Regions from separate parts of the Homo sapiens genome. Here region 1 is linked to region 2. The links are chromatin loops, found by intact Hi-C in ENCODE. Cell type or tissue: heart right ventricle. All regions are shown on one strand. Links, peaks and the distances in the headings refer to the core of each region. The heading gives the core; the rest is flanking DNA.

Evidence for each region. Hi-C counts contacts between places; a loop is a spot of excess contacts. Peaks named below come from ENCODE experiments on the same cell type or tissue, not always from the same donor. Only the 100,000 strongest peaks of a DNase experiment are listed, where the experiment ranks them.
Region 1: it touches region 2 in a loop (6-fold over the local background); 29 of 110 quality-filtered maps call a loop at or near these places.

The regions. Positions count from the first base shown.
Region 1 is chr6:110,992,793-111,008,371 of GRCh38, reverse strand. It overlaps RPF2 (ribosome production factor 2 homolog), which reads right to left. Exons shown (of 10, transcript NM_032194.3): 5 at 11,108-11,189; 6 at 8,585-8,661; 7 at 235-334. It also overlaps the pseudogene RNU6-906P. Among named protein-coding and RNA genes, the nearest start is that of RPF2, 19 kb to the right of the region's middle. In heart right ventricle, for the core only: a CTCF peak has its summit at 8,496 (motif pointing right); no DNase peak of the experiment used is centred there.
Region 2 is chr6:110,673,361-110,688,939 of GRCh38, reverse strand. All of the region lies in intron 2 of CDK19 (cyclin dependent kinase 19), which reads left to right. Among named protein-coding and RNA genes, the nearest start is that of CDK19, 130 kb to the left of the region's middle. In heart right ventricle, for the core only: a CTCF peak has its summit at 6,419 (motif pointing left); a DNase peak (open chromatin) is centred at 6,379; H3K27ac peaks cover 1,586 bases.

The DNA.
Region 1 (15,579 bases), core at 3,916-11,915, 320 kb before region 2:
CGCTTCGGCAGCGCATATACTAAAACTGGAACCATACAGAGAAGATTAGCATGGTCCCTGCGCAAGGATGGCATGCAAATTTGTGAAGCACTCCATTATTTTAAGTATATAAATATTATTTTTAAAATAAGAGAAAAAAGAAGTTACAAACCTAAAGTAGCAAAGTGCCACCAGTGAGAGTCTGAGACTGTCTTCCTGAGCTACCCTGAAGATAATAAATACTAAAATACTTACCAATAAGAAGACTTTTTAGTCTTCTATAATCTTCTGTTACATCGAAATCATCGCCAGCAAATATCAGCATGGGTTTTGTTCCCTCAGGACATTTACTGTTCTAAAAAAAAAAAAAAAAAGCAATTATATAATTACCAAAGTCTAAACTGTTTATATATTGATTTTGTTTTTTATTTTTATTTATTTTTTTTGAGATGGAGTCTCACTCTGTCATCCAGGCTGGAGTGCAGTGGCACAATCTCAGCTCACTGCAACCTCCACCTCCCGGGTTCAAGCAATTCTCCTGCCTCAACCTCCTAAGTAGCTGGGACTACAGGTGCACACCACCATGCCTGGCTAGTTTTTTTGTATTTTTCTTACAGACTGGGTTTCATCATGCTGGTTAGGCTGGTCTCAAACTCCTGACCTCAAATGATCCGCCTGCCTCAGCCTCCCAAAGTGCTGGGATTACAGGTGAGAGCCACTGTGCCTGGCCTATACTGATTTTAAAGTAGTCAATACTTTACACTAATTTATTTTCACATTTTATTAACTGTTCCAAAATGATGTCTGTGAATACTGATATTAGAGGCAAAAACAGAGGTGGGTTTTTTTTTCTTTTTAAAGAGACAGGGTCTCGCTGTGTTGCCTAGGCTGGACTCAAACTCTTGGGCTCAAGGCATCCTGCAAGTAGCTGGGACTACAGGTGCAGGCCTGGCTAAGATGACATTTTTAAGCTTCTAGACTTCTATACTAAAAAAAAAATTATTTGTTCCATTCATTTACATTACCAAATAAAAGATGGCAAAAGAATGATGTAAAGGGCTTTTTTAACATTAGTCTACGCAAAGAATAAAATTAAAAGTTACTCTTGCAAAAGGAAAACAAAACAAAACAAAACATAACACAACACAACCAACCAAGCAACCAAAATAGACTTCTGATGGCCAGCAACCCTGAATCAAAATAAATTTAAGGCCAGGTGTGACGGCTCATGCCTATAATCCCAGCACTTTGGGAGGCCAAAGCAGGAAGACAGCTTGAGGCCAGGAGTGAGTTCAAGACCAGCCTGGGCAACACAGTGAGACCTCATCTCTACAAAAAACCTTTTTTTTTTGAGACGGACTTTCACTCTTGCTGCCCAGGCTGGAGTGCAATGGCGCTATCTCGGCTCACCGCAACCTCCACCTCTCAAGTAGCTGGGACTACAGGCATGTGCCACCACGCCTGGCTAATTTTGTATTTTTAGTAGAGATGGGGTTTCTCCATGTTGGTCAGGCCGGTCTCGAACTCCCGACCTCAGGTGATCTGCCCGCCTTGGCCTCCCAAAGTGGTGGGATTACAGGCATGAGCCACTGCAACTGGCCAAAAAAAACTTTTAAAAATTAGCTGGGCATGCTGGTGAGTGCCTATGGTCCCAGCCACTCGGAACGTGAGGTAGGAGGATCGCTTGAGCCTAGAAGGTGGAGGCTGCAGTGAGCCATGATCGTGCCACTGTACTCCAGCCTGGGTGACAGAGTAAGACCTTGTCTCATGAATAAATAAGTTTAATTATAATTTATTTGTACCACTGTGCCTTTCCCACTATACCCTATAAAAAGTATTTTAAAATGAAGGCTATGGGCTGGGCACAGTGGTTCACGCCTATAATCCCACCACTTTCAGAGGCAGAGACGGGGCTGATCACTTGAGGTCAGGAGTTCAAGACCAGCCTGGCCAACATGGTGAAACCCTGTTTCTACTAAAAATAGAAAAAATTAGCTGGGCGTGGTGGTACACGCCTGTAGTCCCAGCTACTCCAGAGGCTAAGGTAGGATAATCGTTTGAACCCAAGAGACAGAGGTTGTAGTGAGCCGAGATTGCACCACTGCACTCTAGCTTGGGTGAGAGCGAGATGCCATCTCAATAAAAAAAAAATGAAGGCTATAGGCTAGGTGTGGTGGCTTACACTTGTAATCCCAGCACTTTAGGAGGCCAAGAAGGGCAGATCGCTTGAGCCCAGGAGTTTGAGACCAGCCTGGGAGACACGGTCTCTACAAAAAAATACAAAACAGGCTGGGCACGGTGACTCACCCTTATAATCCCAGCACTTTCGGAGGCTGAGGCAGGCGCATCACTTGAGGTCAGGAGTTTGAGACCAGCCTGGACAACATGGTAAAACCCTGTCTCTACTAAAAAACACAAAAATTAGCCAGGTGCAGTGTGCCTGTAGTCCCAGCTAGTCGGGGCTGAGACAGGAAAATTGCTTGAACCCAGGAGGTGGAGGTTGCAGTGAGCTGAGATAGCGCCACAGCACTCCAGCCTGGGCGACAGAGACTCCGTCTCAAGAAAACAATAACAAACAAACCAAATACAAAACAATTAGCCAGGTGTGGTGGTGCACATCTATGGTCCCAGCTACTTGGGAGGCTGGGGTGGAAGGATCACTTGAGCCCAGGGAAGTCCAGGCTGCCATGAGCCGTGCTCTTGCCACTACACTCCAGCCTGGGATACAGAGTAAGACCCTCAAAACAATAAATAAATAAAAATAAAATGAAGGCTAAATTAAACTACCAGCTGGACATTCACATGAGAAGTAATATAATTTTACATAAGCTATAGAAAGTATAGACCAATTCTCATCAGCAATGTTGAAACTCTTACTATAAAAAGTATTTTCACCAGTTGTAGATTTTCTACACCAAATAGAATGTGATGTGATTAAAAAGAGGATTTAGAAGCCACCAAAGAGGAAAAAATGAAATAGTAAAAATTCTTTAACTGGATGAGTAATTTATGGAGGAAGGTGAATGACTGTTGGTCTGAGCTTCCTATAAATTCTCTGTTCTGACCAAAAATCAAGAACTATCCAAAATCCAGCAACAAAAGAAAACAAAAAAAACAGTACAAAAACCAAACACCCTCTGCCCTAGGACCAGAGGTCACCTGTTGCTTTGCTGCTCACCATGACCACTCTTGTTGACATTCTCTACTTCCAAACCCGGAACCTTAACGGTCTATACTTAGGAGATGGAGATGTGCCTAACATCTGTCTGTCTGATACAGAAGCTGAAAGGACGTTCCAGATCTAACAAGTCTTCCATGCTTCAACCACGCCAGTCTGACCCTAGGACTATAGGGTCTATTTAGGTGTACAGAAGGGAACAAAAAGCACAGCATCATCAACAACAACTTTTGGTTTTCAAACCATCCTGACCACAATGCATAGTAATAAAAAAAAAAAAATTTGAAGTTGTCACCCAGTATACACATCATACAAAGACAAATAAAAGTTATGTGAAACAATATTTGGCCGGGCGTGGTGGCTCACACCTGTAATCCCAGCACTTTGGGAGGCTGAGGTGGGTAGATCACTTGAGGTGAGGAGTCCGAGACCAACCTGGCCAACGTGGTGAAACCCTGTCTCTACTAAAACTACAGAAATTAGCCAGGCGTGGTGGCTCAACCAGCTACTTGGGAGGCTGAGGCAAGAGAATTGCTTGAACTTTGGGGTGGAGGTTGCAGTAGAATTGCTTGAACCTTGGGGTGGAGGTTGCAGTGAGCTGAGATAGCACCACTGCACTCCAGTCTGGGCAACAAAGCAAGACCCTGTCTCCAAAAAAAAAAAAACCCCAATACTTAATACATACAGCACTGATATTTTTTACTCTATTCCATTTTTTAAAAATACTAGTCACGGCCGGGCACAGTGGCTCACGCCTCTAATCCTAGCACTCTGGGAGGCCGAGGTGGGTGGATCACAAGGTCAGGAGTTTGAGACTAGCCTGGCCAACATAGTGAAACTCTGTCTCTACTAAAAATACAAAAAATTAGCTGCATATGGTGGTGTGTGCCTGTAATCCCAGCTACTTGGGAGGCTAAGGCAGGAGAATCGCGTGAACCCAGGAGGCGGAGGTTGCAGTGAGCCGAGATCACGCCACTGCACTCCAGCCTGGGCGACAGTGTGAGACTCCATCTAAAAATAAAAATAAAAATAAAAATAAAATGCTAGTCACATGCACATGATGAAGACCCTGAACTAGGCAGGAGTCTACAATAGATGAGCTGGCTGGGCATGGTGGCTCACATCTATAATCCCAGCACTTTGGGAGGCCAAGGTGGGTGGATCACCTGAGGTCAGGAGTTTGAGACTAGCCTGACTAACATGATGAAACTCCGTCTCTACTAAAAATACAAAAATTAGCTGGGTGTGGTGGCGCACACCTGTAATCCCAGCTACTCGGAAGGCTGAGGCAGGAGAATCTCCTGAACCCGGGAGGCAGAGGTTGCAGTGAGCCGAGATCACGCCATTGCACTCCAGTCTGGGCAACAAGAACAAAACTCCGTCGGTGGGGGAGACATGAGGCCTCACTCTGTTACCCAGGCTAGATTGCAGTGTAGCAATCATAGCTTACAGCAACTTAAACTCCTGGGCTCAAGCAATCCTCTCACCTCAGCCTCTCAAGTAGATGGGACTACAGGCACATGCCACCAAGCAAGGCTAATTTAAAAAAAAATTTTGTAGAGACGGGGTCTCACTATGTTGTCCAGGCTAGTCTTACTTCATTGAATATAATCATCCTTTGACGTATGGCCATCTTGAGGAAACAGGCTCCTAGAATACTCACTCAATTTCCTGGTAGAGTCTAATATTAAATATTCTCAATGAGCTTGTTTAAAGAGTTAAATATTCTCATTGTCTCTACTAAAAATACAAAAAAATTAGCTGGGCATGGTGGTAGGCACCTGTAATCCCAACCACTTGGGAGGCTGAGGCAGGAGAATTGCTTGAACCAGGTAGGCGCATGTTGCAGTGAGACGAAATCACGCCACTGCACTCCAGCCTGGGTGACGGAGCAAGACTCTGTCTGGTGAGGGTGGAGGAGAAGGACAAGTTAACGGAGGAATGAGGGTTGGCAACAAAAGTAGGTAGGTGAGGTAAGAAATATCTAGCACAACGTCTTAAAGACAAGGGAGAAGTAAAGGGAAAATAAGGGAAAGTGTACCAAAACAAATTAAAAATATAAACCTGTAACCAAATAATGGGGTATTGGTGACACTGGTGTTAGAAAATTAAAAAGAAAAAAAAAGGGGGGGGGGTAAAAAATGAAAGACTAGGGCTGGATACGGTGGCTCATGCCTATAATCCCAGCACTCTGGGAGGCTGAGGCGGGTGGATCACCTGAGGTCGGGGTTCAAGACTAGCCTGGCCAACATGGTGAAACCCCATCTCTACTAAAAATACAAAAATTAGCCGAGTGTGGGCGCCTGTAATCCCGGCTACTCGGGAGGCTGAGGCAGGAGAATTGCTTGAATCCGGGAGGCAGAGGTTGTAGTGAGCCGAGATCATGCCACTGTACTCCTGCCTAGGCGACAAGAGCAAAACTCCCTCTCAAAAAAAAAAAAGACTGCCTAATAAGTCTGAGTACATGTAGGAATTGCCAATGTAAGCACATTCTCAATTAATAAAATTTATAGTTATATATGCACTCCATGAGTGAAAATGTAGTGTTCAATTTAAATGGTTCTTGTTAAGAATGAGACCTGGGCTGGGTGCAGTGGTTCATGCCTGTAATTCCAGTGGTTGGGGAGGCCAAGGCGGGAGGATCGCTTGAACTCAGGAGTTTGAGACTAGCCAGGGCAATATAGTGAGACCCCATTTCTTAAAAAAAAATGTGGCTGGGCATGGTGGCACACACCTGCAGTCCTAGCTACTCAGGAGACTGAGGCAGGATAGCCTGAGCCCAGGAATTCAAGGCTGCAGTGAGCGGTGATCCCACCACTGTACTCCAACCTGGGCAACAGAGTGAGACCTTGTCTCTAAAAAACAAAAAAAGAAATGAGACCTGACAAACAATAATGGTTTTGTGGTCCAGTTTACTTTTTTATTTTTATTTTTTTAGACAAAGTCTTGCTGTGTCACCCAGGCTGGAGTGCAGTGGCATGATCTCAGCTCACTGCAACCTCCACCTCCTGGGTTCAAGAGATTCTCATGCTTCAGCCTCCCAGGTAGCTGGGATTACAGGCGTGCACCACCATGCCTGGCTAATTTTTGTATTTTTAGTAGAGATGGGGCTTCACCATGTTGGCCAGGTTGGTCTCAAACTCCTGAGCTCAGGTGATCTGCCTTCCTTGGCCTCCCAAGCTACTGGGATTACAGGCGTGAGCCAGCACGCCTAGCCGGTTTACTTTATACATATATGAGACAATGTCTCACTACGTTGCCCAGGCTTGTCTCAAATTCCTGGCTTCAAGCAATCCTCCCGCCAGGGCCTCCCAAAGTGATGGGCTTACAGGCATGAGAGCCTGGACTGTGGTCTAGTTTAGAAGCTGCACAATGACTGAAGTATTTCATTGCTTTGGAAGTGAAATGGAAAGAGTAGAGGGACTGGAAGGTGCTCATCAGCCAGTGCTCCCTCCCACTAAGCTGGTGATAAGCTAGTGGCAGTGGTAAAGGTGAAATGGGGTTATGCTGGTCATCTCCAGAGATTCGTGCATGGTCCCAAAGAGACACTATAATAATGACAGCTGGGTACCCCAGCACTTTGGGAGGCTGAGGAGGAGGATCTCCTGAGCCCAGGAGTTTGAGACCAGTCTGGGCAACACTGTGAGAGCTTGTCTTTACAAAAAAAAAATTAGCCAGGTGAGGTGGCACACACCTATAGTCCCAGTTACCTGGGAGGCTGAGGTGGGAGGATTGCTTGAGCCCAGGAGGTCAAGGCTGCAGTGAGCTGAGATCGCGCCACTGCGCCCCAGCCTGGGTGACAGAGCAAGACCCTGTCTCGAAAGAAAAAAAAAAACAGAAAGAAAAATAATATGAGGGCTTCCACCATAATCAAGCATCACAGTTTATGTACTTTACAAAATACGTTACAAAATATTATCTTTACTGATAAGCATTTTCACATATATTATCTCATTTGATGTTGTTATACTTATTTTACATGTGATTGCAACTGAAGGTCAAGGAAGCCATTGACTTGTCAGGTCACAAATGTCATCTAAATAGCCAAGACAGGCCTCAAATCCAAGTGTTCTGCCTCTAAATCTAATTTCAGACCACTGTTCCACCTGTACCTGAGGAAACTGGGGTGACTGACTAAATAGGGATCTGGTAAGAACCTTTTTTTCCAAACTCACGGGATAAAGTTGCTTAGTACAGGAATTCTACCAAACCTGGAAAGCATGTCCTCCTCTTAAAGTCAGGAAAAGAGTAATTATACATTTTTGCTACAATACTTCCAACTAGACCATGAGCCTCAAAAACCCATAAACTGAGAGCAGTTATATAACCTTCTATTACCAACAACATCACTTCTCTCAAAGCCCTAGAGTCCTAATCTTGGTTATACTGACCATATGTGTGATTCTAGTTCACCAATGAAACCCCTATGGGCCTTCAATCTCCCAATCTATACAAAAAAGAAAATTACTTAGGCCTTACCCAGATTGCTATGAGGTCTAGGTGAAATAATGTATTTGATAAGATAGATTAAGCCTGAAGCAGAGTTCTGAGGGAACAGAAGCCCAATTTGTACCCAGGAGCTGAGTTAGAACACTCTTCCTGCCTTTCTAAGAGTATTTTTACTACCATTTACTACTTTCTATTTCATAATATCATTAAAACAAAGATGCAACTCCCCAAGGGTGAACTGACCTGCCATTTGGTGGTTAGTAACCAACATACTATAGAATCAGCCAGAGCTTCCTGGGTTCAATTTGAAAATTCTACAGGTTTTTCTAAGGTTCCATAAAATAGGTGCTGTGATAATTCAGAGGAAGAGGACAGTATTTAAACTATAGACCTACAGGTGCTTTGGCTCACACCATGGTCAGGAATTTGAGACCAGCCTAGGCAACATGGGAAACATGACAAAACCCTGTCTCTACAATAAAAATACAAAACAATTAGCTGGGCGTGCTGGCATGTGCCTGTAGTCCCAGCTACTTGGGGGTTGAGGTAGGAGAATTGCTTGAGCCCAGGAGGTCAAGGCTGAAGTAAGCCATGTTCATGCCACTGCTCTCCAGCCTGGGTGACAGAGTGAGACCCTGTCTCAAAAAAATAAAACAAAATAATAAAAAATAAATTCAAACTATGAAAAAAGCAAAAAATAAAAACAAAAAATAAAAAAACTATGGCCTAGACAAGAATTAGTAACCACAGTCTGAAGTCTAACAGCCACAAAGTCCACATATGTTGCTATTCACTACAAATATATTCCTCTTTTTAAAAGAAAGGTAAAATAAAATTGTATTTTTATCCTGGAGCATGTCAAAATAAAAACACAAAGTTCTTGATCTACAAAACTCTATCAGTACTCTTCACCACAAGATGTCACTACTGGTCAAGAGAAGCATTACAAAATACTTTTCATTTCTATGAGTATCTTACCTTAATGTCTTTTAGAGAGACAAAATTCTCAATACCTAATTCAATCATATCCAGCACATGGTAGTCATACATACGACCTGGAAGGAAAATGTATTTTTAAGCATGTATTTTTCCCAAAGAGCCACCTTACATATACCCACAAGAGCTGTGTATTCAAAATGTCCTAATATCTGCCTCTTTTTTCTCCCTATACCCCCGCAAACATATCCCACTTTCTTACATTTTCAACTCTACTTATTGATTTTTATGATATTAGTCATGGAAAGGATCTCAGATATTACTTAGCCCAACTCCTTTATTTTATAGAAGAATAAATGACAGCCTACAGAAGGTAAAGGGCTTGCCTAAGCCAGTGAGCATGCCAGGCTCAATCTCAATACACTGAGGTAAAGGTTCTTTTTCAAATCTATTTATTCAATAGATATTAGAGAAGGATTAATTTATGTGGGTCGATACATTTTTTTTTCTAATATTGATTTAGTACATATATATATTTCATATGAAAAAAATATCTACAACTTAGGATAATTTTCCCCCCCAATTCCAATGGATCCATGCTATTTGGGAGCTCAGAGACACTCAATGCAAGTATAAAGTAATTGTGCTGCATCTACAACTAAGTAGGCAGGGATGCTGAGAGCCCGAAGAGACCACGCTTCCCATTTAAACCAGAATTTGATTCCGACAGAGACAGAAGGAAAAGGCATTCTAAGAAACATGAATTACCAGGGAATCTTTTCATATTCTTTCTTACTTGTGGCACTTCACTGTATTGGTAGGGTCATATTTATATGCCCCATTCTTTACTTGCTGACCGACATAAATTTTTTTTTTTTTTTTTTTGAGATGAAGACTTGCTCTGTTACCCAGGCTGGAGTGCAATAGCATGATCTCGGCTCACTGCAACCTCTGCCTCCCTGGTTCAAACAATTCTCCTGTCTTAGCCTCCTGTGTAACTAGGATTACAGGTGTGTAATCTATTTCTTGGGAGCCTGCCTCTCCTTGGCACTGGCTGCAACCAATTATTATTTTAGAGAGACAGTTAAACAGCTGCCTGACTGTCACCTGATGGTCGCCTGACATTCCTGGTTGGGGTCGGGTGAGTGGGCAGCCTCTCCTGTCCTGTGCGTGTCTGCCTATCTACTGTAACAAGCTCTGTGACTCAGATTAACTGATGGTATTGAGGAATCAGGAGTAATCAATAAGCTGTAAACTAGTTTGGTGGGGTTTTTTGGTTTTGTTTTCACCTTGTGACATTGAATAAAAAATTTTTAGATCAGGCCGGGCACAGTGGCTCACGCCTGTAATTCCAGCCCTTTGGGAGGCCAAGGTGGGTGGATCAGCAGTAATCAGCAGCTAGTAATCAGCTGCTTCCCAATAAGATCTCAGGAGTTGGGTGGGTGGGCTCAAGCATGCACACTAGGAGGCAAAATGGCTGACTTCAACTGGTATATGAACTTGCTCTATGCTTCAAATGAGCATACGTACAACTCCAATAAACACACCGTGCATGTGGCCCCTCCCAGTGCTGGCAGGCCACTGCACAGGCAGACAGCTCATCCCAAGGAAAAATCAAGGTAGGAGGCTAGGCATGCTGGCTCACGCCTGTAATCCCAGCACTTCAGGAGGCCAAGGCGGGTGGATCACTTGAGGTCAGGAGTTCAAGACCAGCCTGGCCAACATGGTGAAACCCCGTCTCTACTAAAATTACAAAAATTAGCTGGGTGTGGTGGTGGGCACTTGTAGTCCCAGCTACTCGGGAGGCTGAGGCAGGAGAATTGCTTGAACTCGGGAGGCGGAGGTTGTAGTGAGCCGAGATTGGGCCATTGCACTCCAGTCTGGGTGATGGAGCAGACCAAGACTCCGTCTCAGGAAAAAAAAAAAAAAAGAAGAAAAGAAAAATCAAGGGAGAAGAGACACCAACCCCCCTGAAGCATACCAACACATATAAAGCCCCCAAGTCAAAGGTCAAACAGCACACATGAATCTCTCAAGTTGCCTGCTTGGCGCTCAAAGCGTACTTCACTTCCTTTTACTTCCTTTGTTCCTGCTCTATAACTTTTTTTTTCCTTGAGACAAGGTCTCACTCTGTCACCCAGGCTGGAGTACAGTGGCGCCATCTTGGCTCACTGCTACCTCCATGCCTCAGCCTCCTGAGTAGCTGGACTACAGGCACGCGCCACTACACCTGGCTAATTTTTGTATTTTTAGTAGAGATGGGGTTTCACCATGTTGGCCAGGCTGGTCTCGAACTCCTGGCCTCAAATGATCCACCCACCTCGCCACCCAAAGTGCTGGGATTACAGGCATGAACCACCATGCCAGGCCCCTGCTCTAAAACTTTTTAATAAACTTTCACTCCTGTTCAAATACTTCCCTCAGTCTCTTACTCTGCCTATGCCTCTTGGATGAATTATTTCCTCTGAAGAGGCAAGAACCAAGTTGCTGCAGACCCGTATGAATTCGCTGCTGCTAACAAATTGACTCTATCAGTGAAAACATTAAAAAGTAAATTATACTTACCTATTACTAGATTATTTGGCCGCTTCTTATTATGGGAGCCAAACATGAATAAAGAACAATCTGACTTCTTTGAAAAGAATTCCTATAAAACCAAATAAATCCCATTTAGTCCATGCATAAATTTAAGAACTTTAAGAATCTTACCTTTAAAAATCTTACCTTCAGGCCAGGCACGGTGGCTCACACCTGTAATCCCAGCACTTGGGACGCCGAGGCGAGTTGATTACTTGAGATCAGGAGTTTGAGACCAGCCTGGCCAACAAGGTAAGACCGTATCTCTACTAAAAATACAAAAGACAGCCAGGTGTGAAGGCACACGCCTGTAATCCCAGCTACCTTAGTGGCTGAGGCACGAGAATCGCTTGAACCCAGAAGGCAGAGGTTGCAGTGAGCTGAGAATGCGACACTGCACTCCAACCTGGGGAACAGAGTAAGACTCTGTCTAAAAAAAACAAAACAAAACGAAACAAAAAACTCTAACAGTTTTTTTCTTCCAGTGGAAGTTAATGAAGACTTAATGAACCAGAAAGAAAAATACAGAGGAAAGGTATTTCCAGCTTTTTACTTCAAGTTTCCTGATTTGGGGTACTTAGGGAAAAGATGTGCATTTCAAGACTAAGAATACATGAAAACTATTCAGTTAATAAATAAAATGAAACCATTTATTTTGTTATGCTGTCATTTTGGAATAGCACACCAAGTGTTTCATTTGCTGAACAAATTCCTTTTACTCGCAGGATATCACTACTATCATTGCATACATTCAAAACACACGAGGCCCAGTAAGGTGGCTCATGCCAGTAATCCCAGCACTGTGGGAGGCTGAGGCAGACGGATCACCTGAGGTCACCTGATGTCAGGAGTTTGAGACCAGCCTGGCCAACATGGTGACACCCTGTCTCTACTAAAAATAAAAAAATTAGCCAGGCATGGTAGTGCATGCCTGTAATCCCAGCTACTCAGGAGGCTTAGACAGGAGAATTCCTTGAACTTGGGAGGCGGAGGTTGCAGTGAGCCAAGATCACACCATTGCACTCCAGCCTGGGCAACAAAAGCATTGCATACCAGTCTGGGCAACAAGACCACTGCACTCCAGTTTGGACAATAAGAGCAAGACTATCTTAAAAAAAAAAAAAAAAACTTATCTGGCTGGGTGCAGTGGCTCACGTCTGTAATCCCAACACTTTGGAAGGCTGAGGTAGGTGGATGGCTTAAGATCAGGAGTTTGAAACCAGCCTGAGCAACATAGTGAAACCCTGTCTCTAAGAAAAATACAAAAAATTAGCTGGGTATGGTGATGAGCATCTATAGTCCCACCTACTTGGGAGGCTGAGGTGGGAGGAAGGATCGCTTGAGACCAGGAGATCAAGGCTACATGCAGTGAGCCGTGATGGCATCACTGCACTCCAGCCTGGGTGACAGAGTGACACCATCTTGGAAAAAAGAAAGAGAGAGATCTTATCCATTTGGTTCTCAGAAGTACAGACTTCCATTACAGATTTCAGAGTACTAAAAAAATCTAGGTGTGGGGTTCTAATCCTAGACAGCTCTTTTTACATTATGCCTGTAGTCTCCACATCCCGCATGCTTTGATTCAGTTTACTGAGATCACCACTTTTAGCACGAAAATTAGAATCAACATGTTTTAGTCCAGAAATCAATTGGAAAGCCTCTTAACTTAATATTAAAGAAAAAAACAGATGAAAGAGTCATAACCCTCCATTTTTCTTTACTCCTTACAAGACTCTCCAAGGTATGGGCCCCTAGTTTGGTTATCATTCATTCTAGCCTCTAAACAGAAGCATAAATGGCAAACAACTACCCACCTGGCCTGTCCACAACCAGAGTGGGGGATGCAGAGTCAGAAAGTCCAAGAATTCAGGCTCTGCCACTAAATATCTGGACAAATAATCTTTTCTGAGAATTAACTTTATCAATAGGGATAATACCACCTCCTGCAAAAACTTGCAAAGGCCACATGCGATGTCATATGTGAACACACCTTGTACAAAGTTGTACAATGTCCTGAACAAAGTGGGTGTCCAAAAAATATTTTCTATGGCCAGGTGTGGTGGCTCTTGCCTGTCACCCCAGCACTTTGGGAGGCTGAGGTGGGTGCATTGCATGAGCTTAGAAGTTGGAGACCAGCCCAGGCAACGTGGCAAAATCCCGTCTCTAGTAAAAATACAAAAAAAATCCGGGTATGGTGGTATACACCTGTGGTCCCAGCTACTCAGGAGACTGAGGTGGGAGGATCGCTTGAACCCGGGAGGTGGAGGTTGCAGTGAGCTGAGATGGCGCCATAGCACTCAAGCCTGGGTGACAGAGTGAGACCCTGTCTCAATTAAAATATATATATTTATTTTGTATGTCTAAATCAATGGAATTACTTTCTTAAAATTTTAAAAACATTTTCATGGTATGACTAACATCTCAAAGCTTTCCATAAAACACCCCTCATATATACTTGAGTGTTTTATATACATACATACTCGTGTGTGTGTGTGTGTGTGTGTGTGTGTGTGTGTGTATATATACTCATCCCATTCTCCACAAAGTCTGCTTTTTATTTCTTAAAATTCTAGAACGGGGTAGTCAAATTACCTGCAAAAAGCCATATAATAAGTATTTTAGGCTCATTCTTTTGTTTTGTTTTTAGCCAACTCTTCTTTTTTTTGTGAGACAAGGTCTCACTCTGTTGCCCAGGCTAAAAGTGCTGTGGTGCAATCATGGCTCACTATAACCTCAAACTCCTGCACTCAGCTGATCCTCCACCCTCAGTCTCCCAGATAGTTAGCACTTGGGCTCCCACCACCATTTCCTGCCAATTTTTAAATTTTCTTTAAGAGATGGGATCTCAATATGTTGCCTAGGCTGGTCTAGAAATCCTGGCCCCACGCAATCCTCCCACTTCATCCTACCAAAACAACGGGATTAGAGGTATGAACCACGGTGCCCAGCCTAACCAACTCTTTTTTTTTTTTTTATTGAGATGGAGTTTCACTCTTGTTGCCCAGGCTGGAGTGCAATGCCACAATCTTGGCTCACCGCAACCTCCACCTCCCGGGTTCAAGTGATTCTCCTGCCTCACCTCCCGAGTAGCTGGAATTATAGGCATGTGCCACCACGCCTGGCTAATTTTGTATTTTTAATAGAGACAGGGTTTATCCATGTTGGTCAGGCTGGTCTCGAACTCCTGACCTTAGGTGATCCACACGCCTTGGCCTCCCAGAGCGCTGGGATTACAGGCATGAGCCACCATGCCCAGCCTAACCAACTCTTTAAAAATGTAAAAACCATTCTTAGCTCATGAGCCTCACACAAAGAGGGATTTGATCTGCAAGCAGTATATTTTTGCCAACCCCTCTCTAAAGCAGCAAAACTCATTTATCCAAGATTGTAGTAAAAAAAATGTGTGGAGAGGGTCAGGAGGAGAAAATTGACCACTATTTCCAACACAACCACTCCTTCCATAGCCATTTTGAGCTCCGTAGGTCTGGGATTCAGATAGCTAATAAATATATACTATAACTGGAGGTGGGAGATCAAATAGAGGGAATGTCACAACCTCAAGTGTAAGAAAAGCTGTTGTCAGCTTTTATCAACACTAGACTAAAAAAGCTCAAATGCTACAGCTTTCACTATGTAACACTGCCACAAAGTGGTCATGCAACTAAAAGCATTATGGTATCACAAAAACAAAACCAGGCCTTGATTAAGTACTATATGAAAGAGAATTCTGAGATAAATCTTATATTTTTACTTTCATGATCTCTTCAACAAATGACTGTAAAAAACCTGAGACAAATAAAAGTAATTTGAAAAAAACTGAGTAAAATGCATTTTATCAATACTATCTTAATTTTCACTGCAGTTAGTTACAATAAGATTATTTGATTTTAATCTAATTTATCATTGAGATTAATTTCTTTCTTTTAAATTCACTAACTAAAAGAAAAAAAAACATTAAAAAGGTCAAGTGAACTTAAGAAAAAAAACAACAACAAATAATGGGTTCCTGGTTGGGTGTGACGGCTTACACCCATAATCCCAGTACTTTAGGAGGCCAAGGCAGGCAGATCATTTGAGCTCAGGAGTTTAAAACCAGATTGGGCAACATGGCAAAGCCCTATCTCTACAAAAATTAGCCAGGCATCGTGTCGTGCACCTGCAGTCCCTGCTTCTGACATGGGAGAATGGCTTGAGTCTGGGAGGTGGAGACTGCAGTGAGCAGAGATCATTCCAATGCACTCCAGCCTAGGCAACAGAGCCAGACCCTATTTCAAAATAAACAATGGGTTCCTATCAAGAAAACATAATCATATTAAGTTTTTTTATTTTTATTTTTTAAATAGAGACAGGGTCTCGCTACGTTTTCCAAGCTGGTCTCGAACTCCTAGGCTCAAGCGATCCTCCTGCCTTGGCCTCCCAAAGTGCTGGGATTACAGGCGTGAGCTACTGTGTCTGGCCCC
Region 2 (15,579 bases), core at 2,829-10,828:
CTCCTGCACTCATGGCTGCAGCACACTTCCCACTCGTCGCCTAGTTCTGGCCAAGGGGGTTTGTCCCCACTTGAGGTTACATTGTGAAATTCAGTTGAGGGCTTCTTTCAACCTGCAGCCACTGCCTGAGTTAGCTGGCTGACTTCCACGAGGTCCCCTGTGAGGTAGAATGGCTTCCCTCAGTCTGCATTGGAGAATGCATGCAAGGCTCTTCCCACTGCTGCTCCTACCTTTCTATTCCTCACCACTCCCTAAATCAGCTCCTGTGCTGGGTGGGGTTAAGGCCCTTCTCTGTGGCCTGGATTTCCAGGTTCCCTGGTGGGGATGTATATCTTGGAGGCAGTCTTTCCCCTTCTCACACTCAGGAGACTTACAGTTTTTTGCCTGGTTCACGGTGTAGGCTGCAGCCTGACACTTCTTTCAAAGGGTCTGTGGATTTTTTCAGGTTTCCTAAGTTCCTGCGTTGCTTCTTGGAAAAAAGTTCCCAGAGTGAGTCTCTACACACTATTTTGTCTTTCCTAGTGGGAGAGGCATGCTAACACTGCCTCCAATCTGCCATCTTGGGAAAAAAAACTTCCCTGCATTTTATATATATATATATAGTTTTTTGTTTTTTTGGACATGGAGTCTTGCTCTGTTGCCCAGGCTGGAGTACAGTGGCACGACTCCGGCTCCCAGGTTCAGGTGATTCATGCCTGGCTAATTTTTTTATTTTTAGTAGAGATGAGGTTTCGCCATGTTAGCCAGGCTGGTCTCAGACTCCTGACCTCAAGTGATCTGCCCACCTTGGCCTCCCAAAGTGCTGGGATTACAGGCATGAGCCACCATGCCCGGCCTTCCCTGTGTATTTTATTTAAAAGAACCTTTCCCCGTTGTGGGTGTTTGTTTGAAGTGTATCGAAGTATGTGACCAGAACTTACACTGGAGAACATTTCAAAGAGGAGAGTGTATGTGAGATTTGACCCCTCCCTGCAAAAAATATGTACATAATTTATTTTCAAGCAGCTTTGAATAGACAGTAAATATCAAAGCTTAGAAATTCAAGGAAAGCTTACTTTCAGATTAATGTTGTCCTTAGGTGCACTGCAAAACACAAAATTATCGAAAGTTATGGTGTTACTTATTCTTCATTATTATAATTTAGTGATTTCTAGATTCTTTTTCTAGTCATTGTTTAACATTTACATAAAAGCCACACATGTAATAATATAGCTCTTTTAAAAAATTAAAGTTATCACTCTTAGTGGAAATACCATTTTTAGGATTTATTGATTAAAATTAGTAAATGCTTAGTATAAAAGAAATCATTTACTTCATTGTGGAAGCTCATCCCCCTCTGTGTTTTCTCATAACACGTACCCAGTTTTCTTAGCAGAGTGGGAAGGAAGTGGCATTTTTGTTTAATGGAAACAATACAGTAACTATTTCCTGGACTGTATTTGGGTCAGATCATTTAGCTGCTTTCCTTATTACTACTGTTAAAATTCCTGTGAGGTCTTCAGGAACTACAAATGGATAATTTGTCTGAGCCTTGACTTCACTGTGTTTATCTTCTCTAGAAGCATAGTGATCTAAAATACATTGAATCATTGGTACTGGTAATTTAGCCATTAATAATTAAAACCCTTGGCTGTAATTTGTTAAAGTTAGTACCATTTCTTGTGTCTGGGGTGGGGTGTCTGACCACTGATAATGCCCAATGTCCTGAAAAGTGGAACTTTCAACATGTGTTAGGTAAGTTCCATCAGAAAGCTGACCTCCTCCTCTCCCTTCAGATCCTCAGCCAGTGCCATCTGGGAGGTAGAGAAAGGTATGAATTCTAGGGGGCTTTACCTGATAGCTTGTTTAGTAAAAGCAGAAAATGCAAACTATATATTTTATTTTTAATTAATTAATTTTAAATGTAGATATGAGGTCTCACCCATGTTTCCCAGGCTGGTCTTGAATGCCTGGGCTCAAGCAATCCTCCTGCCTTGGCCTCCCAAAGTGCTGGGATTACAGGCACGAGCCACCGCACCTGGCCGAAACTATGTATTTTAGAAGTGTAAGTTATAAAGATATGGGTTAGGTATAAAACCAAATAGCCCAAGTTTGCACTGACATAAAACTAAGGTTTACTATGGCCACATAGGATAAAATTACACTTTATTATGCTTAATTAATCAAATGTCAATTTCAGATTATTTTTCAAACCTATGATTATTTCCTTGAGAAATCTAATTTTTTTGAATATTTTTGTAGGTGCTTGATAATGGCAGTTTTGAAAATAATATTTTCTCAATATGGAATAAATTTCATTTAACCAACGTGTTTGAAAACCAGTTCATGTACTGTTACTTTCATTTACTCATCTAAAATTTGTTGAGTCTCTACTTTGTTAGGTCCTGTGCTAGATGATTTTATTAATATTCATATGGAAAGATAAGAGATACACCCTATCATGTAGTGATGGAAATCTGCCATAGCAAATTTAGAATAAAGTAGGGATTTTATCTGATGTTTGCACCCAGAAGATGAATAGTTAAGGAGTTCTTTTAGCGTCTGTGTATTCATGATATAATGAAAATAACTGCCAGCACTCATTTCTGCTGATTAATGCTCAAATTCTCAATTTCCTCTTCTTTCCAATAAGGCACACTTCCTAAGGAGCATCTTTTCTGACTTTCGTGACTAGGTTAGGTTTCCTACATATGCACTCTGTATTTTTCCTTAATAGCCTCACCATAACTGTAATTTAAAAATTGTCCATTTTGTCTCCTCTTCAGTTCCTTTTAGGCTGTAAAGTCCCCAAGGCTCTCAGTGCCTCAAATATGCTTGGCACTCAAATGTTTTCTAATGGTAGATTTTTAGACTTTTTTTTCCCATTGCTATCTGCTGGGTATTTTCCATCATGCTTCTGCCTCATTCCCATGTCCCAGGGCAAGGCTTCATGGGACGTAATGGGCAGAATTCTGTGCAGTGACGACTTAGAAGCCAATTCATGATGATTGCATATGGAGCATCCTGAAGGTAAAGGCCATACATACGCCAATTATGATACTCCCTTTTGCAGGGGAAAGCCCACTTGTCCTTAACTTGATCTTAGTCACCTGCCATATTTTTGGTTAAAATCTTTACAGTATAGTTTTAGCTTGAGCCTCAGGTCCTCCAAAATAAATTATTTACAGGAAAAATAGTTTTAGCCTTTGGGGTGAATAGCTTTGAATGGTCTATTTAGGAGTTTTAACTTTGAAGCCATCTAAAATTTCGAAGTAGGAGAGTTAACAATTTATCAGACTTTTTATCTTAGGAAGATATTCTGATGTCAATACATAGAGTATATTAGAAGAGATAGGAGATGGATTATCACTTAGCCAACATTTGTTGAAAATCTACATGTGTTTGGCTTGTGCAAGACAATGGAAATGTATAGATGGAAGACACAGTCCCTGCATCTTACAATCAGTTAGGGGGAGACAATTATACTATGTCATAACTTTATTTAATTAGCAGTGTGTTAAGGGTAATTCAGTATGGATGGGAACATAGAAGAGACACTTCAGAAGAAGAGTTTCAGGGAAGGCCTCTTAGAAGAAGTGATAAATGAGTTCTTTCTAAAAAGTAAGTAGGCATTTATCAGGCAAAGAAGATAGGAAATATGTTTCTGTACCTTTCTAGGCAGAGAGAAGAGCACCTGTGTATATACTAGTTAAGGGTTTATTTTAATTATTAAGGTGAGAATTAATGAATGATATTTAAGAAGCAGAGTATGTAGCACTTGGTGAGTGAACACTGGTTATAAGGTTTTCTTTTCTTTTTTTTTGAGACAGAGTTTCGCTGTGTCGCCCAGGCTGGAATGCAGTGGCACAATCTTGGCTCACTGCAACCTCTGCCTCCTAGGTTCAAGAGATTCTCCTGCCTCAGCCTCTTGGGTAGCTGGGACTACAGGCACAAGCCACCATGCCTGGTAATTTTTGTATTTTTAGTAGAGATGGGGTTTCGCCATGTTGGCCAGCCTGGTCTCTAACTCCTGACCTCAGGTGATCCACCTGCCTCAGCCTCCCAAAGTGCTGGGATTACAGGTGTGAGCCACTGTGCCTGGCTGATGATAAGGTTTTCAGCCTGCCTTGATGATTGGGAAATGTTGGCATCATTGCAGGTATAGTAAACACACTAGGAGGTAAAGTTGGGCAAGTGATACTCAGTTTTGGATCTGTGGATTTTGAGTTACAGTGGGATATTCTCTTGGTTGTATTGTATGATGCATCTTGGGAAATTGATGTCAGTTTAGGAGTGACATTAGGGCTAGAGATTGAGATTTGGGATTCTCCATAGAAGGAGCAGCTAAAGCTCAGGTCCATGGGTAAGATGTTAAGAAAAACTGTGGAATGGAGAAGGACAAGAAAACTAGGGACAGAATTTGGAGAATAAGTCGATACTTTTTTCTTTTAAGCCAGAATCTAAATAAGGAATTTTAGGTTAGTTTCACCCACGTCCCCCACCCCTTATTCCCCACCCCCCACCCCACCATTCTATTTCAAGGAGAGAAAAGGATAAATAAGAAGGACATAAACATTTGTTAGTAGTTGATTATCGAAATCCCAAGGGACTGAAAGACTGCCTAGGGTCTTATAGCAATGCAAAATCAACAACAACAACAAAAATAAATAAAGAAGACTACATAGAGTCAAATGCAAATTTCATTTTGTTTAACTGTCAAGGTAGGAAGGTTTTTGACAAGGAGGGTTGCAAGCAAAAGTTTACTTAATGAATCAGTAAATGAGTTAGAATACCCCTCAGAATTCCAGGTAATTAAGATTTTACTTTGTAAACTCTTTGTTTTAGTTTGTATCTGTTTCATTTTTCATATTTAAATTGTGTATATTCAGAGTGCCCTTGATTTATAAGAAGTATATCCAATTTTCTCATGGGATATGTTAATAAAAGATTAAGGCTGGGCATGGTGGCTCATGCCTGTATTCTCGGCACTTTGGGAGGCTGAGGCAGGTGGATCACCTGAGGTCAGGAATTTGAGACTAGCCTGGCCAAGGTGAAACCCCATCTCCACTAAAAAAAAAAAAAATACAAAAAATGAGCTAGACATGGTGGCATGTGTCTGTGATCCCAGCTACTCGGGAGGCTGAGGCAGGAGAATCACTTCAACCCGGGAAGTGGAGGTTGCAGTGAGCTGAGATCACGCCACTGTACTCCAGCCTGGCAACAGAGTGAGACTCTGTCTCCAAAAAAAAAAAAAAAAAAGATTAAATACTTATACTAAAAAAGAATAGGTATGCTCTCATAGTCAAGGAGATGTGAATTTCTTATTTATCGCAAAGCTTACTTGGTTTCAGATATCTCTCTTAGACCAAGTACATGCAGAATTTAAAAGTCAGAGAGAAAATGAAACCAGATTGTTGAAAAATGGGAAAGGAAATAACTTTCATATAGCCATTTTATTATTATAGAAACTACTAAGTGGGTGTTTCATGGACTTTGGCAAGGAAATGCTGTGGCATTTTCCAACTCAGCCTCACTCTCTAAGTATCTCTGATGTCAAAGCTAACCGGAGTGGTTAGCATTGAAATTTTCACTTAAGTACAACAATGACAACAGCCACTGTTTATCAAGAACAATGCCAGGCATTCTACCTGGATTATCCGATTTACTCTTCATAACATTCTTGCAAATAGTGGTGGTTAAAAATGATAATAAAAGCTATAATTTGTCAAATGCTTAATTCGTTCCAAGCATCGTGCTATGTACTTTTTTTTTTTTTTTTTTTTTTTGGAGACAGTCTTGCTCTGTTGCCCAGGCTGGAGTGCAGTGGCACCATCTTGACTCACTGCAACCTCCGCCTCCTGGGTTCAAGTGATTCTCCTGCCTCAGCCTCCCGAGTAGCTGGGACTACAGGCGCCCACCACCATGCCTGGCTAATTTTTGTATTTTTAGTAGAGATTGGGTTTCACCATATTGGCCAGGCTGGTCTCGAACTCCTGACCTCAGGTGATCCACCTGCCTTGGCCTCCCAGAGTGCCAGGATTAGAGGTGTGAGCCACCGTGCCTGGCCCACTGTGCTGTGTATTTAATCTATTTATATTAATTTATTCTTTGTGGAAACTGTTTATGTTTGTAAGTAGACATCTTATTCTTCTATGAGATTCAGAAGAGTTAAGCAACTTGCCTTATGTCTTAACTGCTGCTAGTAAGACAGGATTCAAACTCAGCCTCTGATTCTAAAACCTATATTTTTTGCATTTTACTTACTGCCTCACTGTCATTTCAACTGGGTGGCAAAGGGGAACATTGACCTCCCTGGAGCTTATGACTGGTAACCAGGAAGTGTCACTGAAGTAAAATGAAGCAGAAGATTTAGGGCCACCTTGAACCAGAGCTGTGTTAGTCTGTACAGACCCCTTTTCAGAGTATGAGTGCCACCTGCTGGAAGGTTATGATGAATCTCATGTGTTTATAAAGAGCAGCTTCCAAAAGGCCTGTCGTAGGTGTGAAAGTGTCAACTTTCAAATACTAATTCTTAATTTACAGTTTTAGGAGTATTGGAACATTTTGGAATTAGGCAAATCTCCTATTTGCCATAAAACACCCTACTTCATTTACCTTCAGTTCTTTGGGAAGGGGAAAGAGGTGTTAAGACATTTTAAAAAATGATACTCAGTGCTTTCTAAAATAAAGTCGGTGATACTGTTCTCACTGAGGGGAAAGATTGATGGTCAAATGAATCACACTGTTACTTAAAAGAGATCAAAAAAGAATAGAAAATTGGATTTACTTTGAGATAAGTGAGTAATTGAAGTATAAGAGGATCTTTCCATTCAGAATGCCCTTGAAAAAGGAGTCAGGGACCCATGAGGGCATCATAGACTTGGAGAACAGAAAGTGAAAAGGGAAGAAAGATGTATACATAAAAATACGAATGGATTCTGGAATTTTTAGTCTAGTACAGACTCTCTAAATTGAGTCAGGATCTAGAGAAAGTTTAGAATTCTAACTGTAGATTATTTTACATTTAGGACAGTGAAAAGTGGACACTTTAAAAATAGCTACTTACATGCTTTGAAAGGAGCTCAGATAAAATATTGGCATGTTCATTGAACATTCTTCATTAGGCTCCAGTGGGATCATGTTACTATGCTGTGAGTATCTGGCATGGAAGATGTTATCATATAATATGAGACACAGGAAAATAATGGTCTACTTAATTGCTGTTTAAGTATGATTACACGTATTTGTAGTTGTATGATGTCATGTTGAACAAACATTTGTTAGACAAGAGATTAAAGTCCGTTGGTAAAATCTGATTTTGCCAAGAGATGGGGAAAGTACAAGTATGGCCATCTCCTTTCACTGTGTCCCTTCTCAGATAACCATGTAAAAAGAAGCTGAGATAGTATGATAGTGTCTTATTTTGGTAGGTGGATTTCTGGAAAGTTCTGTCTTCTGGTGTGTGTATGTATTTGTTTTTAAATTATAAGAGTAATGCTCATTGAAGAAAACTTGTAAAATAGAAAAAATAGAAATATAAATTATGCATAATCTCACACCCAGAAATAACTATTGTTAATGTTTTGGCATATTTCTGTTTGTTTTTTGTTTTTTTGAGACAGAGTCTCACTCTGGTGCCCAGGCTGAAGTGCAGTGGTGCGATCTTGGCTCACTGCAACCTCTGTCTCCCGGGTTCAAGCGATTGTCCTGCCTTAGTCTCTCGAGTAGCTGGGACTACAGGCATGCGGTACCACGCTCGGCTGATTTTTGTATTTTTAGTAGAGACGGGGTTTCATCGTGTTGGCCAGGCCAGTCGTGAACTCCTGATCTCAAGACATCAAGTGATCTGCCTGCTTCGGCCTCCCAGACTGCTGGCATTACAGGTGTGAGCCACCACGCCCAGCCCATTTTCTGTTATTTATATCTCTTTATATTTTATTTTATTTTATTTATTTATTTATTTTGAGACAGAGTCTCACTCTGTTGCCCAGGCTGGAGTGCAGTGGGACGATCTCTGCTCACTGCAACTTCTGCTTCCCAGGTTCAAGTGATTCTCCTGCCTCAGCCTCCTGAGTAGCTGGGATTACAGGCATATACCACCACACGTGGCTAATTTTTGTATTTTTAGTAGGGACGGGGTTTTGCCATGTTGTCCAGGCTGGCCTCGAACTCCTGGCTTCAAGTGATCTGTCCACCTCGGCCTCCCAAAGTGCTGGGATAACAGGTGTGAGCCACTGCACCCAGCCTGTGGTCCTTTTACATTATATCACAACGTTATAGTCTTTCCTCGAGTAATTAAAATATTTTAGTATATATATTTGAGGCTACAATATGTGGCTATTTACCATAATTTACTTATCAGTTTTCTTATTATTGAACATTTAGGTTGTTTACTGTTGTTGTTCATTTGTTTCTTTCAGTAAACAACAGTAGGAAAGTTAACTTCTTTGTTTTTTTCAGTAAACAGAGGTAGTGAATACACTCTTGTGTGATGTTTATCTAGAGCCTAGCATTTTCTTAGTAAACTGGCCTTGGACATAACTACTAATAAGGTTAATATCTGCTTCACTTGTGTTCCCCTGTGTCCCCTGTTCCTTTGTGTTATTTTCTTTAGGATTTTGTAGCACTTATTGTGCTCACAGCCCTTTCAGGAAATACCCTCATAGCACTCCTTTGCTCTTCGAATTATACACCAGGTTAAAGATCCCATCCTGAGATATTCAGAGCTGTGTTGCTGCTCTTTACCTCAAGCCAGCACTCTTATTCTTCTGGTAGAGTAGGTGCTAATTTAAAGAAGTCTTCCTTTTTAAGCCTAAAGTAAATGGAGCTTGTGGAGGCTTAGCGTCCCTGGAATAATTATTTTAGATATTGTCTATTCAATTTGTTGAAAACAAAATCATTTAAAACACCTTTTGAAAAAGAATAACTTATGAAAGGGTAGCAAAGTTTTATTAGGTTACAGGCCATTACTGGTTATTTTGTGAGTAAGAACCGGTTGAGTAGATTTAATTTATTTGACAAATATTTATTGAATGCTTATTATGTGCTAGGTACCATTTTATGCATTGGAGATATAAAGTCAACAAATACCTTTGCCTTCATGGAGCTTATATGTTAGTGGAGAGAGACAGACAATAAATAACATATAAACAGTTTCATGTCCATTTAATAGCTTCATGTCAGACAATAAACAGCTTCTTGTCAGTTTAAGTGACATATTTCTGTACAATGAGTATTAAATGATTGTTTTCAAAAAAGGTAAAATTATGACTGTTATACAGGTATAAGATGAACACATTTTAATGATTTTATTTAACTTTCTTTTTTTAAAAAAATTTTTTATGTTTTTAGAGACAGTTTTGCTCTTGTTGCTCAGGCTGGAGTGCAATGGTGTGATCTTGGCTCACTGCAACCTCCGCCTCCCAGGTTCAAGGGATTCTCCTGCCTCGGCCTCCTGAGTAGCTAGGATTATAGGCACCCACCACCACGCCTGGCTAATTTTTGTATTTTAGTAGAGATGGTGTTTCACCATGTTGGCCAGTCTGGTCTCAAACTCCTGACCTCAGGTGATCTGCCCTCTTTGGCCTCCCCAAGTGCTGGGATTACAGGCATGAGCCACTGTACCTGGACTTTTTTTTTTTTTTAGAGACAGGGTCTCACTCTGTCACCCAGGCTGGAGGGCAGTGGTACGATCATAACTCACTGCAGCCTTGAACTCGTGGGCTCAAGCAGTCCTCGTACCTCAGCCTCCCTAGTAGCTGGGACTACAGGCCTGCACCACCATGCCTGGATAATTTAATTTAATTTATTTTTTTGTAGAGATAGGGCTCTTGCTGTGTGACCAGACTAGTCTCAAACTCCTGGCCTTGAGTGGTCCTCCTGCCTTGGCCTCCCAAAGTGCTGGAATTACAAGTGTGAGCCACTACATCCAGCTTATTTAACTTTTTGAATGAAGGAACCAAGCTGGTATTATAGCCCATTCAAAGGAGAAACTTTAAAACAGGTACGTGTACAGATCAGGAATATTGAAATGGATATGCAAATTGAGGCAAAACCAGCTTCTTCCACTATTGGGGAGGGAAGTCAGTGAACCTCTACCGGACAGCACATAATTTGTATGCTTATAGTTGAGAATTATTCTGCATCGTTATCAGTTATGTGTAATGTACAGAGTTGTAAAATAGCTTCTCTAGAATCAGAATCAGGTAACTGAAAGGATGTGCCCCTAACAATGCATTTTTTTCTATTGAATTACAAATAATTTTTCTACCTGAGTTACTAGAAAGCTTTTGATTTTCTACAGTTTCTTTAGAATTGTAGATAAGGGATATAGAGTTATGGTATGTTTGAAAGTGTTAGTACTTGCAGAAAGATAAAGTGCAGAATGGTGGTTGCGATTTTAAATAGAAAGGCTAGGGAAGACTCACTGAGGAGGAGATATTTGGGAAAAGAGTTAAAGTAGATGAGGTTTTTGCCTGAATAACTGCAATGATGGAGTTGCTATTAACTGAGGCGAGGGAAGAGCAGTGGGAATAGAGGTACTGGAGGTACTGGAATAGAGGGTAGTGGAGGTAGAGAGCGCAACCTCAGTTTTGGCTTTTAGACATTCAAATGGAGCTCTTGAGGCAGCTGGATACACATAGCTGGTGTTCAGGGGAGATGGGTGGACTAGAGGTAAACATTTGGGAGTTAATGCATATGGGTGACATTTAAAGCCCGCAGACTAGATGAGATCACTTAAAGAGCTCTTTCAATGTGTCAGGCATTGTGCTAGTCCCTAGGAATATAGAAATAAATTTTAAAATGTCTTTCTGGGCTAGTGTGGTGGCTCACACCTGGAATCCTAACATGTTGGGAGGCCGAGGCAGGAGGATCACTTGAAGCCAGAAGCTCAAGACTAGCCTGGACAACAAAGTGATACCCCATTTCTACAAAAAAATAAAAAAATCAGCTGGGCATGGTGGCTCACAGCTGTAGTCTCAGCTACTGAAGCTAAGGCAGGAGGATGGCTTGAGCCCAGGAGTTTGAGGCTGCAGTGAGCTATGATCGTGCCACTGTACTCCAGCCTAGGAGACAAAGTGAGATCTTGTCTCAAAATAAATAAGTTAGTAAGTAAAAATTGTATTTGTCTTCAAGAACCTTATGGTCTAATGCAGGAGGAGGGCAGGGGAGAGATGCAAACAGTTAAAACATTGAAAGATACTCTAATATAATTCAGTGAGGCCAAATCTGAGAGTCATAAAACATGTACAGAAGGTAATCAAAGGGTGGTACCTTTTCTAACAGCTGGCTTCTCCACTGACCCATTTACCCTACCATGTTGCCAGTGATACTAGAGAACCTCAATGGTGACACTTCTTCTTCTTCTTCCTTTTTTTTTTTTTTTTTTTATGTTGAGATGGGGTCTCTCTCTGCTTCCCAGGCTGGAGTGCAGTGGCGCGATCTCGGCTCACTGCAAGCTCCGCCTCCCAGGTTCATGCCATTCTCCTGCCTCAGCCTCTGGAGTAGCTGGGACTACAGGTGCCCACCACCACGCCCAGCTAATTTTTTTTTGTATTTTTAATAGAGACGGGGTTTCACCATGTTAGCCAGAATGGTCTCGATCTCCTGACCTCGTGATCCACCCGCCTTGGCCTCCCAAAGTGCTGGGATTACAGGCATGAGCCACCGCGCCCTGCCAATGGTGACACTTCTGCATGGCTTACAAGGCTCCTTTTATATGGTCTTTGCCTCATCTCTTGCTTTGATTCCTTAGACCTGTTCATAGTGACAGATGATCAGTTAAGGATTTTTGAAATATCACTCCTGGCTGCAGAGTGAAAGGTGAATTAGAAGAAGTAACAAAATAGATATAGGTAACATTAGTTTGCTATTTCTTTGCCTCAGTCGGCCTTCATGTTGATATTTAGTGACTTATAGAAACCCATAGGGTAGAAAAAGCATAAGAGGTACACAGAAATAGAAAGTGCATATTGACGCTCTAGAAAATGCAAATTTGGGGATTAGGGAAGAATTTCTAGTAAATGCATGTAGTTATAAACTTTACACTCTTCCCTCTTACACAGGCAGACTTTAGAGATATTGCAAGTTTGGTTCCAGACCACTGCAGTAAAGCAAATATTGTAATAAAGCAAGTCACTCAAAGTTTTTGGTTTCCCAGTGAAGTCATATTTATTATACTATAGTTTACAGTATAAATATACACTGCTATAAGTGTCCAGTAGCATTATGTATAAAAATGTATATATCTTAATTAAAAAATACATTATTGCTAAAAGGTGCTAATGATTATCTAAGCCTTCAGTGAGTCATAATCTTTTTGCTGGTGGATGGTCTTGCCTCAGTATTGATGGCTGCTAACTGATTAGAGTGGTGGTTACTGAAGGCTGGGGTGGCAATTTCTTAAAGTAAGACAATAATACAGTTTGCTGCATCAATGAACTCTTCCTTTCTTGAAAGATTTCTCTGTAACATGCAATGCTATTTGATAGCATTTTACCCATATTAGAACTTCTTTCAAAATTTGAGTCAGTCCTCTCAAACCCTGCCACTACTTTACCAACTAAGTTTATGTAATATTCCAAATTATTTGTTGTTACTTCAGTGGTGTTTACAGCATCTTCACCAGGAGTAGATTCCATCTTAGGAAATCACTTTCTTTGCCCATCCATAAGAAGCAACTCCTTATCCAAACCTGTTTGATCATGAGATGGCAGAAATTCAGTTAATCCTCAAGCTCTACTTCTAATTGTTGTTCTCTTGTTATTGCTACCACATCTCATTTACTTCCTCCACTGATACCTTGAACTCCTCAAAATTATCCATGAGGGTTGGAATCAACTTTTTCCACATTCCTGTTAATGTTGATGCCTTGACCTCCTTGAAGGAATCATGAATGTTTTTAATGGCATCTAGAATGGTGAATCCTCTCTACAAGGTTTTCAATTTACTTTGCCCAGATCCATCCGAGAAATCACAATCTATGGCAGCTATAGCTTCATGAAATGTATTTGTTAAAGAATAAGACTTGGAAGTCAAAATGACTTCTTGATTCACGGGCTGCAGAATGGATGTTGTGTTAGCAAACAGGAAAGCAGCATTAATCTCCTTGTACATCTCAATCAGAGCTTTTGGGTGACCAGGTGCATTGTTAATGAGCAGTAATCTTTTGAAAGGAATCTTTTTTCTAGGTAGTCAGTCCGAATAGTGGGCTTAAAATGTTCGGTAAGCCATGCTGTCAACAGATGCACTGTCATCTAGGCTTTGTTGTTACATTTATGGAGCACAGGTAGAGTAGATTTAGCATAATTCTTTTTTTTTTTTTTTTTTTTTTGAGATGGAGTCTCATTCTTGTTGCCCAGGCTGGAGTGCAATGGCACGATCTTGGCTCACCACAACTTCCGCCTCCCAGGTTCAAGTGATTCTCCTGCCTCAGCCTCCTGAGTAGCTGGGATTACAGGCATGCGCCACCACACCCGGCTAGTTTTGTATTTTTCGTAGAGGCAGGATTTCTCCATGTTGGTCAGGCTGGTCTCGAACTCCCGACCTCAGGTGATTCACCTGCCTCGGCCTCTCAAAGTGCTGGGATTACAGGCGTGAGCCACTGTACCCGGCCATTTAGCATAATTCTTAAGGGTCCTAGGATTTTCAGAATGGTAAATGAGCATTGGCTTCAACTTCAAATCACCAGTTGCGTTAAACCCTAGTAAGATAGTCAGCCTGTCCTTTGAAGCTTTGAAACCAGGCGTTGACTTCTCTCTAGCTATGAAAGTCCTACACGGAATCTGTTTCCAATAGAATTCTCTTTTGTCTACATTGAACATCTGTTGTTTAGTGTAGCCATCTTCATCAATGATCTTAGCTAGATCTTTTGGATAACTTGCTGTATCACCTTGCACTTTTATGTTATAGAGGTGACTTCTCTCCTTAAGCCTCATGAACCAACCTCTGTTAGCTTCAGCCTTTTCTTCTGCAGCTTCCCCACCTCTCTCAGCCTTCACACATTGAAGAGAATTAGGGCCTTGTTCTGGATTAGGCTTTGTCTTTTTTTTTTTTTTTTGAGACAGAGTCTCGCTGTGTCGCCCGGGCTGGAGTACATTGGCATAATCTCAGCTCACTGCAACCTCTGCCTCCTGGGTTCAAGTGATTCTCCTGCCTCAGCCTCTCGAGTAGCTAGCATTACAGGTACCTGCCACTACGCCCAGCTAATTTTTTCTATTTTTAGTAGAGACGGGGTTTCACCATGTTGGTCGGGCTGGTCTTGAACTCCTGACCTCGTGATCCACCTACTTTGGCCTCCCAAAGTGCTGGGATTATAGGCGTGAGCCACCTCGCCCAGCCAGCTTTGTCTTAAGGTAATGTTGCAGCTAGTTTAATCTTCTATCCAGATCACTAAAACTTTCTCCCTATCCACAATAAGGCTGTTTTGCTTTCTTATCTTTGTGTGTTCAACAGAGTAGAACTTTTAATTTCCTTCAAGAACTTTTTCTTTGCATTCACAACTTGGCTAACTGGTGCAAGAGGCCTAGCTTTCAGCCTGTTTGAACTTTCAGTGTGCCTTCCTCAGTAAGCTCAATCATTCTAGCTTTTGATTTAAAGCAAGAGATATGTGAGATTCTTCCTTTCACTTGAACAGTTGGAGGCCATTGTAGTTTTATTAGTTGGCCTGATTTCAATATTACTGTTTCTCAGACAATAGAGAGGCCCGAAGAGAGGGAGAAAGATGGGGGAACAGCTGGTGGGTGAGGCAATCAGAATACACACAACATTTATAGATTAAGTTTGCCATCTTATGTGGGTGCAATTTGTGATGCTTCAAAACAATTACAATAGTAACATGAAAGATCACTGATCACTGTAACAGATATAATACTGAAAAAGTTTTAAATGTTGTAAGAATTACCAAAATGTGACACAGAGACATTAAGTGAGCTTCATGCTGTTGGAAAAATGGTGCCAGTAGACTTGGTTGATGCAGGGTTGCCACAAACCTTCTACTTGGGAAAAACACAGTATCTGTGAAGCAACGAAGTAACTATCTGTATGACATATGGAAAGGAGACCTAGGCCAGGCACAGTGGTTTACACCTTGTAATCCCAGCACTTTGGGAGGCTGAAGTGGGAGGATTGCTTAAGGCCAGGAGTTCGAGACCACATTAAAAGAGGTGATCTAGAAATACCATGCTACTGTAAAAAAGAACAAGAAATATTATTTTTATTTTTTTCTTTAAAAAAATTTTTCTTTTATACCAAATCACTTCTCACCTGAAGGAAGTATTTCTAATATTGATATTGTCCTAATATTAATGGCAAACTTAATCTATAAATGTTGTGTGTATTCTGATTGCCTCACCCACCAGCTGTTCCACCAGCCTGGACAACGTAGTGAGACTCTATCTCTACAAAAAAAGTTTTTTTTTTTTTACAAAAATGACCTATATGGTGGTTCCTCAAAAAATTAAACATAGAGTTACCATAGGATCTAGCAATTTCACTTCTGGGTATATATACAAAGGAATTGAAAGTGGGGATTCAAATAGTTATTTATACACCAATATATAGAGAACATTATTCATAATAACCAAAAGGTAGAACACCCTA